3 separate regions of the Homo sapiens genome follow, and regions 2 and 3 are each linked to region 1. The links are chromatin contacts, found by Hi-C in ENCODE. All regions are on one chromosome and are shown on one strand. Each heading gives the region's core, a stretch centred on a gene start or an enhancer-like site at or near the end of the contact. The rest is flanking DNA. Distances are from core to core; before and after follow the strand shown. Region 1 holds the start of OLFM1 (olfactomedin 1). Region 2 has its middle 30 kb from the start of LINC01502. Region 3 overlaps LOC105376311 (a long non-coding RNA gene).

Region 1 (3,305 bases), core at 67-2,566:
ACACCCAGCACTCAGGCCAGGATCATCTTGGCTGCAGCTGAAGTCTCTTCAGCCGAGGACTGCGCACACAGAGAGAAAAGCCCCAGGAAGGCGTTGTTCCTCTCAGGCGGGCGCCAGGGAGGCGCGCTCCTTCCGGCCCGGCGTCCGTCTTTCAAATCCCATCCAGGAAGGGAGATTAATTTTCGCCCAGGCAGAGAAGAGTGTAGTGAGTGATCTGGAGGATTCTTTCCTTCCCAAATGGCTGGGAAAGCTTAATGGAAGGCCCCGGAGGAAGTGGCTTTCATCTCCGATTAGAAGCCTTCTGTAAATGCAAAAGCCCTATTAACGTGTTTGACCCAGTCAGGCCTGCGCTTCAGGTGGGACTGACACGCGTGAGTCCTGCTGCGGTCGCCGCAGAGGGCCGGGAAGAGGGGCAGCGTGCGCCACTTGCCCTGCCTCTGTGCCTGGGCGCCATGACTCGAGCGCCACCCCTGAGTCAGTAAGGACACCCCCCAACCCACACCCCTCCACCACAGACCCCAGTCCCCGCCCCACACACCCACCTCCCCAACACCAGGTTCATGGGCGTGGTCCCTTCAGCTCCTGAGGTCCAGGCCTGAGCCCCAGACCTTATGCAGCTCCTGCCGGGTGTGCGCCCTCCCAGGGCCCTCACTGCGCACCGCGGGCCACGGCAGACCACCCCAGCCCCCGCCTTGCTGTGCAGGTGTCAGGAGTGCCGGTTGGCTCCCTTCCTCCCAAGCAAGGCCTTAGGGCACCGCGGCTGCCCTGGGATCGCAGGGGCGCCTTTAGCTCTCCACCGATGCCCCGACGCCCCCCTGGCGCTGGAGGCCCTCGCGAGTCTGGCTGCTTTTCGGAGCCTGCCCTGCCTGCTGGGTTTCAGGCGACGGCCCAGGCTGGCTGGGACCCTCGAATCACCGCGGAAAAGGGCTCCAGTAGGCAGGACGGCGCCGTCTCTCTGCCGGCAACCTTTGCCCCAAAGCGGACCCTCTGCGGGGATCGGAGAGGGATGCCCCGGCGTGAGGATGGGAGAAGCCCCGGGACGGGAGGGCCGCGGGCCGTGCCCCCAGCTGGAGTCCCCGCGCCGCCGCCGGGTATTTTATGATCTGGGGGTGGTGGTGTGTCCGTCTCCTCATGTCACCCTGATCCCAACTCCTGGGCGGACTGGAGTTTGCAGACCTCGCTGCCAGCAGCCAGGGGGCGGCGGGGAGCCGAGCGAGAGGAAAAATCCACCCATTTCCTGGGCGGATTGCGTCGGTCCCGCCCGGCCGAGCCCCGCCTCCCGGCCGCGGCCCCCGCGCGCAGCCCGCGCAGCGCTCAGAGCCGGACGGCGCTTCCCGGTGGCGGCGGAGGAGCCCGGAGGGACGCAGCCGGGCAAGGCAGGGCGCAGGGCGGGCGGCGCGAGGCGCAGGGCGCGGCGGGCAGAGGCCACCTGGCCACCTTCCCTGGCGCCCGGGGAAGGCGCGGCGATGGCCGGGGCGCGCGGGGCGGCGGCGGCGGCGGGCGGGCGGCGGCGGGCCGAGGGGGCGCGGGGACACAGCCAGGCGCCCCTGCCCGCCGCGGTGCCCGCCGCCTGAAGGCCGCCTGGGCGCGGGAGCCGGTGCCAGCTCGGAGCGGGCGCTGGAGGCAGCTCGAGGCGCGATGTCGGTGCCGCTGCTCAAGATCGGGGTCGTGCTGAGCACCATGGCCATGATCACTAACTGGATGTCCCAGACGCTGCCCTCGCTGGTGGGCCTCAACACCACCAAGCTCTCGGCGGCCGGCGGCGGGACGCTGGACCGCAGCACCGGCGTAAGTGCGCCCGCCGGCCGCCTTGGCGCGGCTCCTCCTCCTCCTCCTCCTCCCCCTCCTCGGTCCGGAGCCCCGGGCTGGGCGGGCGCCGCGCGGGACCCGAGTCGCCCAGGGAGGCGGCGGGGAGCAGGGCGGGCAAGGGCAGGCGTCGCGGGCCGGCGCAGCGGTGGCGACCCTGCTCCCCGCTCCCCCAGCCTGGGCCACTCCATCTCCGCCCGCGCGCCCCTGGGGCGGCGTTTCCTTCGTCTGGGCCCCTCGCCGCGGGGCCGGGGGAGCTTGGTGGGTTCTCGGAGGCTTGGAGTCCTGGGTCAGTAATCATGAGCCCCCCATTGAAAAGGTTAGGAAACTAAGGCTGGGGACTTGGGGACTTGTCCAAGGTCACACTCAGCGAGTGAGGGGTGGAGCCGCCGCTAGACCCTAGTCTGGGCTCGGTCCAGCGGGGACTGAGCCCGCCCTAGTTTGTAAAAGCCAGACTGGCCGGACCGGGCTGGGAGTGGGGCCCCAGCCGGTGGGCTCCGGAGCTCCTGCCCGCGCCTGCATTCCCAAAGTCCCAAGGCGCCCTTTCCTCCCCAGTCCATAGGAGGGTTTGTTCCTTCTCCTCCGAGGACGGTGCCGAGGGGCTTGGGTGGGGCCCCTGGGAGCCTGCCCTTGGGCGCTCACCCCCTCGCCTTTGCCTTCGTCTTCTGCGCGCACCCCTCCCTCCTGGCCTCTGAAATTGAAATCGCGTCTCCCTCTCGAGCCTAGCGGGAGGGGAACCGTGGCCGGGGCTGCTTCTGGGCAGAGCTGACTTAGATGGCTGAGCGAGGCTGAGCTGAAACCGCCACCCGGAGGGCCGCGCGGGGAAGGGGCCGCTGCCGGGAAGGCGCGCCCCAGACCACTGGCCCTTTAGGCTGAAAGGAGAGGTGAAGGACGTGAGTCTCCCTCCCTCTCTCTTTTTGCTGCCAGGGGTTTAGTGCCCTGCGAAGAGGGCTCCGTGGTGTGGCTCCCTCCTAAGACCCCTCTTGAGGCCGCCCTCCCTGCTCCTTCAGGAATCGGAGGGCGATTCCTCCATGATGACTTTGTTCCGGCCTGCCGGTCCCGATCTTCTGGGGTTGGGAATGAATGAGATTAAAGATATGACTACTATAGATTCTACCCGCCCAACTTCTCCTCCCCATCTTCATGCTAAAAATAGCAGAGAGATGACCTGATGCCACCGGAGGGGAGCGTGCTCAGAGACAGTAGGGCCAGCAGCAGGATGGAGCTGTGTAGGCTCAGGAGTGCCCGCCCCGGTACCTGGCAGGGCTGGGCTGCAAGGTTAGACCAGACATGGGCAGCTCCGGTTTCTTTGGTGATCTTTGGGCAAACCTCAGGACTGAGGTTGGGGGTGACCCCTGCACAGCATGTCACCAGCAATTTGGCGACCTCCACCAAATGGCTCGTGGGGGGAGCCCACAAGGAGCTGGAAACCTAGTGTTTTCTCGGGTCGGTCTGTGCCACGCTGCCGGCTGGGAGGTTGCTGTAGCTCGGGGTTCATC
Region 2 (3,249 bases), core at 452-2,951, 520 kb after region 1:
TTCCGAGTTACCCCCTCCACGGATGGCAGATCTGCCTCCAGGGTTTTCGCAACTTAATTCCGCTGCACAAGTCCAGGGGGGTTCTTTCTTTCTTTCTTTCTTTCTTTCTTTATTTTAATTTTTTTTTTTTTTTGAGACCGAGTTTCACTCTCGTCACCCAGGTTGGAGGCAGGATCTCAGCTCAGTGCAACCTCTGCCTCCCAGGTTCAAGCAACTCTCCTGTCTCAGCCTCCCGAGTAGTTGGGACTATACGTGTGTGCCACCACGCCCAGCTAGTTTTCATACTTTTAGTAGAGATGGGGTTTCACCATGTTGGCCAGGCTGGTCTCGAACTCCTGAGCTCAGGTGATCCACTTGCCTCGGCCTTCAGAGGTTTTCTAACCCTGGTGCTGATCCCTATAGAAGAGCAGGGAATGCAGTGACAAATTAGAAGCAAGTCCAACATTGCAGGCAGCTGGAGCTCCCGGGGCTGGAGCGTGGACAGAATGGATGCCGAGCCCACAGGCAGCCCCCGAGGAGTTTGTCACCTTGAATCCCGAAGGATTTAACTCATACAAAATTCGCCTCACCGGAGGATGTGCGACCCCGGCCGTTGACGTCCCCACGATGGCCACTTGGTGGCGCCCGAGTCCTCTGAGTGCGTGGAAGGGCCCTGGGAAAAATCGGGCCAAATTTTACAGAAATATTGGTGGAAAATGTGACCCAAGAAGTCCAGCCATCCTGCTTTCATCTGCGTTTATGACAGCCCTGGAGGACAGCAACTGTCGGGCAAGACTCGGAAGCCCCACCGAGTGGACCAGGTGGACTTCTACCAGGGAGTCTTTCTGTGGCCCTAACCCTCGTTCTGAGACACCTGCTGTGCCTGAGCCACCCACCCTCACTCTGCAGCCTAAGAGTCGCAGATTCTTCCTAAACCGGATTCTTCCGAGGTAGGCTTTGCTGTCACCGTTGAGCCGGATGTTCGCTGGGTCCATTGACCCGCCCACCAAGGCACAGAGACCATCACCGTGTGAGCTGTGCACGGCGAGCCCGGCTCAGAGGCCGAGAAGCTGAGACTCACACGGTTGCCTCCCGCCCGCTGCACCTGTCCACCACAGCACGCTCAGACCCCGCAAGGGCCTGGGGTGCCTCCGTGGGGATACCTCTGAGATCCCAAAGCGCACCCCTGGCCGTGCATGGGGGACACACTCCTCATGAGGTGGGGGCGTTTGGTAGGGGTTCCCGGGGGTGCCCTGTGCCTGTGGGTCAAGCTAATTTGGAAACGCTGCCACAGCACTGGCCTCCCCATGTCCGTGATGGTGCATTGAAGAAAGCAGCTTCACCCTTGGACACAGGTGGGCGTCATGACCATGACAACCAGCAGGCCAAGGGGGCGTTCGGGGCAAGAGGGATGGCGGACATAGGGCACCTCAGCCTCAGCCCCCAGCAGGCCCAGAGCATACAGCGGCCAGGTGGGTCTCAGCCTCCAGAGTGTTGCTGACTTGCTAATGAGGAAGGAGGAAAGGAGGGAAGCAGGGAGGGAGGGAGAGGGGAGGGAGAGAACTGCCAAGCACACCTGCAAGGCAGGAGGTCTTGAAGGAGAATCCTGTCGGTCCCAGGTCCCGCCTCCCTTCTGGTTCCTTCCGGGGTGACCTGCACACTGGGGTCCCGGCTCCCTTCCCGTGCCTTTCGGGGGTGGCCGGCACGTCCCAGTGCTTTGCTCGCTGTCTCAGCAGAATTCTTTTCAGTTTGTTTATTTTTTCCCACTTGTTTTCAAAAAGGAGTTCTGGCCTGGGTTTTCAGGCCTGTTTGCTATGGAAGAGCAGGTTCCTGGAGCACCGCCAAGGCCCGCTGCCTGGATGGAGGCAGCTTCCACGCGGCATGTTTGGGTGGAAACGTCCAAAGGGAGAATCTGCAGAATCTGGGGCACCTGACACCCGACGCTTCTCGGGCTTTCTGCCCATGTGGCCAGGCTTGGGCCCTGACTGTCTCCCAGGTGACCTCCATCTCTGACCCACCAGCCTGGCCTTGGTGAGTGATAGTGGGGTCCCCAGGGGGCCATGGGTGTCCCCAACACTGCCTGGGCCATGCTGGCTCCTATCCTTCACACCTGGGATGCAGGCCAGTGGCTCCTGATCAGCTCTCGTGTCTCAGGGTCGCCGGTGGCCGTGTTGGCTGGGACATCAGTGTGGCAGGGGAGGGTGATTGGCAACTGTTGGGCCTGCCGCTCCTTGATGAGTGGACCTGGCTCCCTCTGCTCAGAGCCTGTTTCCCCTCTGCCCTCCCCCTGTCCCCGTGGGATTCCCTGGGTGGAAGAGGCAGGACCTGATGGCATAGGCTGGGCATGGGGGCTCACACCTGACATCCTGGCTATTTGGGAAGCTGAAGCGGGAGGATCGCTTCAGCCAAGGGGTCAAAGACTAGCCTGGGCAAAACAGGGAGACCCCATCACTATGTAATTTTTTTTCTGGGGGGATGGAGTCTCGCTCTGTCGCCCAGGCTGAAGTGCAGTGGCACGATCTCGGCTCACTGCAGCCTCTGCCTCCCAGGTTCAAGCTATTCTTCTGCCTCAGCCTCCTGAGTAGCTGGGATTACAGGTGTAGCTGGGATTACAGTCGCCCACCACACCTGGCTAATTTTTGTATTTTTAGTAGAGACGGGGTTTCACCATGTTGGCCAGGCTGGTCTCGAACTCCTGACGTCAAGTGATCGGCCTGCCTCAACCTCCCAAAGTGCTGGGATTACAGGTGTGAGCCACCGCGCCCAGCCTGCTAGTTGTTTTCAGTGAACATGTGTTCTCTCCAGGCCACAAGGGGGTCACCGTTCTGAGGCTGGAGGTGGCAGCCTCACAGGGTCCCCGTGGAACGGCTCCCAGCTGGCCAGGAAGGTGTGCAGATGGGGTGGGGCAGGAATAGCCCACAGCAGAGCAGTGGGGCTTCAGGGACTGGCTGCGGCTGCCACCCCACAGGCAGGCACGGGTCCGGTCTTCTCCTCCTCCACTGGGACCCTGGCCTGCAGAAGGCCCCTTACCACGCCGACAGGGGCCTGTGAAATGCAAACCCAGCTGTATCCAGCAACTACTCCCACCACGCAGGTGAGCCTGGCTTCTGCCCATGGGCCAGGAGCTCACGGGGCCTGGCCTAGCCACTTGGTGACTTCATGGAGCACCACCCACCTTCACTGAGCCCCCAGAGCCCTGGGCCTCTGGGACCCACCCCGGCGGGGCTCGCTCGAGTAGGGGGCTGGGCTGTCGCTGGCTCCGCTGGGTCC
Region 3 (3,211 bases), core at 583-3,082, 630 kb before region 1:
GAAAGGGTTAACTCAGCAGGCCTGAGTTGTCCACACCCTGCACATTCCAAAGAAAGGTCTGGCTCTGGCCTAGCTCCTGGGAGGTGACCTCTGACCTCTAGCCACTTGAAATATACTGCGTGATAAGTGTCTGTGTTTGCTTGGGGGTCTTGGGCCACCCTAGTGACCGCGCTAATGATGTCATTTACAGTGGGACCTTGGGCTGTGCTGTATCGGCTCATCATCCTGGGGATGAGACCAAGGCCAAGCACACGGGCAGTGAGGCATGTCTTTGCGATGGACCCCCAGTAGGAACCCTGAGCCCCGAGGCGTGGCTGGGCCCCCCTGGCTGGTGCACACCATTCTGGGAGAATTGAGCATCGTCTGCCCGACTCTACTGAGAGAAGACCCCTGGGTGCTGGAGTCTGGTCTCCCCTAAACCCTGCCCTCTAGAGATGCCCAGTTTGCTGGTTCGAGGCTATGTCCTTTCACGGCGCTAAACCCTGACCTCGGGTATCGCTGCCTGGCTGAGTTCTGTGAGCCAGTCCAGCACGTCCCTGAGCCTGAGGGTGGTTTGGGGACCCTGAACTGCAGTGTCAGCATTTCCATGGATGGGTTCTGAAGGCAGGTGATGAGGAGGTGTCAGCCTGGGTTGACTACGAACTTTCAAGTCCTATTTCTGAAACAGCCCTTGGAAGGTTCGGGGGCCATTTTACCCCCTCTAGACATTTTGCTGAGCCTTTGCCTGGCCTTGACACCTGTCTCCACCTGTCCACGTTCCCAGCTCTGCCCACCAGGGACTGTGCCTACACCCAGGGATGGCCTAGGTCAGAGAGGGACAGGCTGTGGACTGAGGTCAGGCGTGAGCCAGCCCTGCCTGCCCCCTACAGTTGGGAATCCTCTGGGCGAGGGAGGCAGACAGGACAGAGGGATGCCGCAGGGGAAACCTACAGGTGTCCCCTTTCCCTGGAAATGGCGGACCTCCTTCTCCAGAGACCCTCACGTGCGTCTCTCTCAGGGACGCCTTGGGCCCCCACGGCGTTTGTGCCCAGCTGCCAGGCCTCTGATAAAGCCGCTTCCTCGCCTCGGCCCCCCTTCCCTGCCTGTGCCTCAGGAAACCCTGGGCCTCCTTCAAGGCCCTTCCCCTGTAAGCCCCTCCGTGTCGGGCTCTGCTGTGTCTTCCGAGACCACACCTGTCCTAGGTGCCTGGGTCCAGGTGAGGCGCTCCCTGCTGCCAGCAGTGGACAGAGACTGGTTTTAATTAAAGCTCCCAGCAACCACCCCTATCGCCGTGGAAACAGAGGTTCCGGTGGAGACGTGGCTCCCAGGCCACACGTGTAAGTAGCGCAGCTGGGAGTGGCGCCCGGAGCAGCCCGAACCCAAAGGCTGATCTTGACCGAGGTGCCCTGCTCCTTCCCGGCCGCGGTCTCCACTCGGCCCACTGCTGGGCCAGGGCCGCAGCGGCCGGAAGGGGCTGTCCCTCATGCACCGTGGCCCTCCGGCCTTGTCTCTCAGCGCCCAGACCCCAGGCACAAGGAGGCAGGGGGCTGGGACCTGCCTGGAGCCTGCTGCCCCAGCTGCTGACGTGGTCGCCCCCGCCCACCCTGTAGACGTGGCCGCCCCCACCCTGCCACGTCGCCACTTCCACCCTGCAGGCAGGAAGCTGCACGCTCTCGCTCTCTTTGTGTAACTTTTGGAGGGTTGTAGTTGCAGGAAACATCTGGATGTGGCCCAAGGAACATAATAAAAAAAAAAGGGAGAGCCGCGGGGAGAAGGCAGGGCTGGGGGAGGTTTGCAAAAGCCATCTGATTTCACTTTGCAAAGACAACTGCAATTATGCCTCTGAGGGTTTGCAGTCACTTCACATTCTAGCCATGCGGTGACGTCAGTGGGAAACTATGAAGCTCGCGGACTGCGTGGTGACACACACCCCACGAAACATGGCTCGGGCCAGCTGCCGGCCATGCTCCAGCCCGACAGCCCACCAACAGGGGTCTCTCCCAGAAGGAGGGAAGCTGTAGCTGGGAGAGGGGGTCCCTAACTTTGGACATGCTGGGTTGTCCCCAATCGCCCTCCGAGCTCCAGCTGTGCCTTCCCCTGCTCAGCCTGCATCTACCCCATCTGACCCCACAGGCTCCTGGACAGAAATGGCCCGGCCTTGCCTAGAGCTAAGCTTCCACTCCAAGGCAGAGCTATGGGGGTCCGGGCTGGCAGGGGGGCCATGGCCAGGCCCTCAGGGCTCCCTGCTTTCCAATGGCCCCAGGATCAGCGGTTTCCACAGTGTCCTGTAGCATGCGGCTGGGTGTCTCCATCGTCCCAGCATCCTGTGGGGTGGGCCGAGGGTCTGTGTCCCTCTATGTCCCGTGGGGTGGACCCCGGGTCTGTGTCCCCCTGTGTCCTGTAGGGTATGGCTGGGGTCTGAGTACCTCTGTGTCCTGTTGGGTGGAGCTGGGGTCTGTGTCCCTCTATGTCCTGTGGGGTGGGGCCGTGGTCTGTGTCCCCCTGTGTCCTGTCAGCTGGGGCTGGGGTCTGTGTCCCTCTGTGTCCTGTGTGGTGGGGCCGGGGTCTGTGTCCCCCTGTGTCCTGTCTGGTGGAGCTGGGGTCTGTGTCCCTCTGTGTCCTGTGTGGTGGGGCCAGTGTCTGTGTCCCCCTGTGTCCTGTCGGGTGGAGCCGGGGTCTGTGTCCATCTGTGTCCTGTGTGGTGGGGCCGGGGTCTGTGTCCATCTGTGTCCTGTGGGGTGGGCCGGGGTCTGTGTCCCTCTGGGTCCTGTGGGGTGGGGCCGGGGTCTGTGTCCCCCTGTGTCCTGTGTGGTGGGGCTGGGGTCTGTGTCCCCCTGTGTCCTGTCGGGTGGAGCTGGGGTCTGTGTCCCTCTGTGTCCTGTGGGGTGGGGCCAGTGTCTGTGTCCCCCTGTGTCCTGTGGGGTGGGGCCGGGGTCTGTGTCCCTCTGTGTCCTGTGGGGTGGGGCCGGGGTCTGTGTCTCTCACAGTGTCCCCAGCTTCTGGTCACTATCTCTGTCCCTCCTGCCCTGGGGTCATCCTGAGCTGGGTCCTGCCTGCCCTGAAATCTCAGGAGCTGGGGTGGTTCTCTCTGCTGCTTCTCTGCCCAAGAGTCCAAGGGCTTCCCAGGGACAGTGCTGCACCCTGATGGAGCCCAGGCCTCTGGGCGAAGGACACAGCCTCTCCCAGACCTGCCCCAGACCCCTGAGGCTTTTTAGTGCAAGGGGACCCCCAG

The links. Hi-C counts contacts between places; a loop is a spot of excess contacts on that map. Pooled maps may share reads with other maps.
Region 2: a map of HCT116 shows a loop between it and region 1 (15-fold over the local background). The contact joins the enhancer-like site here to the promoter of OLFM1 in region 1. A Hi-C loop is called at or near these places in 2 of 168 maps with a recorded cell type or tissue (HCT116 and endothelial cell of umbilical vein) and 7 of 50 pooled maps.
Region 3: a loop to region 1 is called in a pooled map, with 3 times the contacts of the local background. The contact joins the enhancer-like site here to the promoter of OLFM1 in region 1. A Hi-C loop is called at or near these places in 4 of 168 maps with a recorded cell type or tissue (A673, dorsolateral prefrontal cortex, endothelial cell of umbilical vein and 1 more) and 13 of 50 pooled maps.

Annotation. Positions count from the first base shown.
Region 1 is chr9:135,086,352-135,089,656 of GRCh38, forward strand. It overlaps OLFM1 (olfactomedin 1), which reads left to right and starts at 1,317. Exons shown (of 6, transcript NM_001282611.2): 1 at 1,317-1,788. The coding sequence starts at 1,639. RefSeq lists enhancers at 1-477, 478-1,338, 1,973-2,777, 2,778-3,305.
Region 2 is chr9:135,603,455-135,606,703 of GRCh38, forward strand. No RefSeq gene overlaps it. Among named protein-coding and RNA genes, the nearest start is that of LINC01502, 30 kb to the left of the region's middle. Within about 2 kb of position 1,702, at least 2 of the 41 ENCODE cell types and tissues checked have a DNase peak (open chromatin) inside an H3K27ac peak, as active enhancers do.
Region 3 is chr9:134,454,764-134,457,974 of GRCh38, forward strand. All of the region lies in intron 1 of LOC105376311 (a long non-coding RNA gene), which reads left to right. Among named protein-coding and RNA genes, the nearest start is that of MIR4669, 77 kb to the left of the region's middle. RefSeq lists enhancers at 1-421, 765-1,702, 1,703-2,639. Within about 2 kb of position 1,833, at least 35 of the 41 ENCODE cell types and tissues checked have a DNase peak (open chromatin) inside an H3K27ac peak, as active enhancers do; they include A673, dorsolateral prefrontal cortex and endothelial cell of umbilical vein, where a contact is called at or near this core.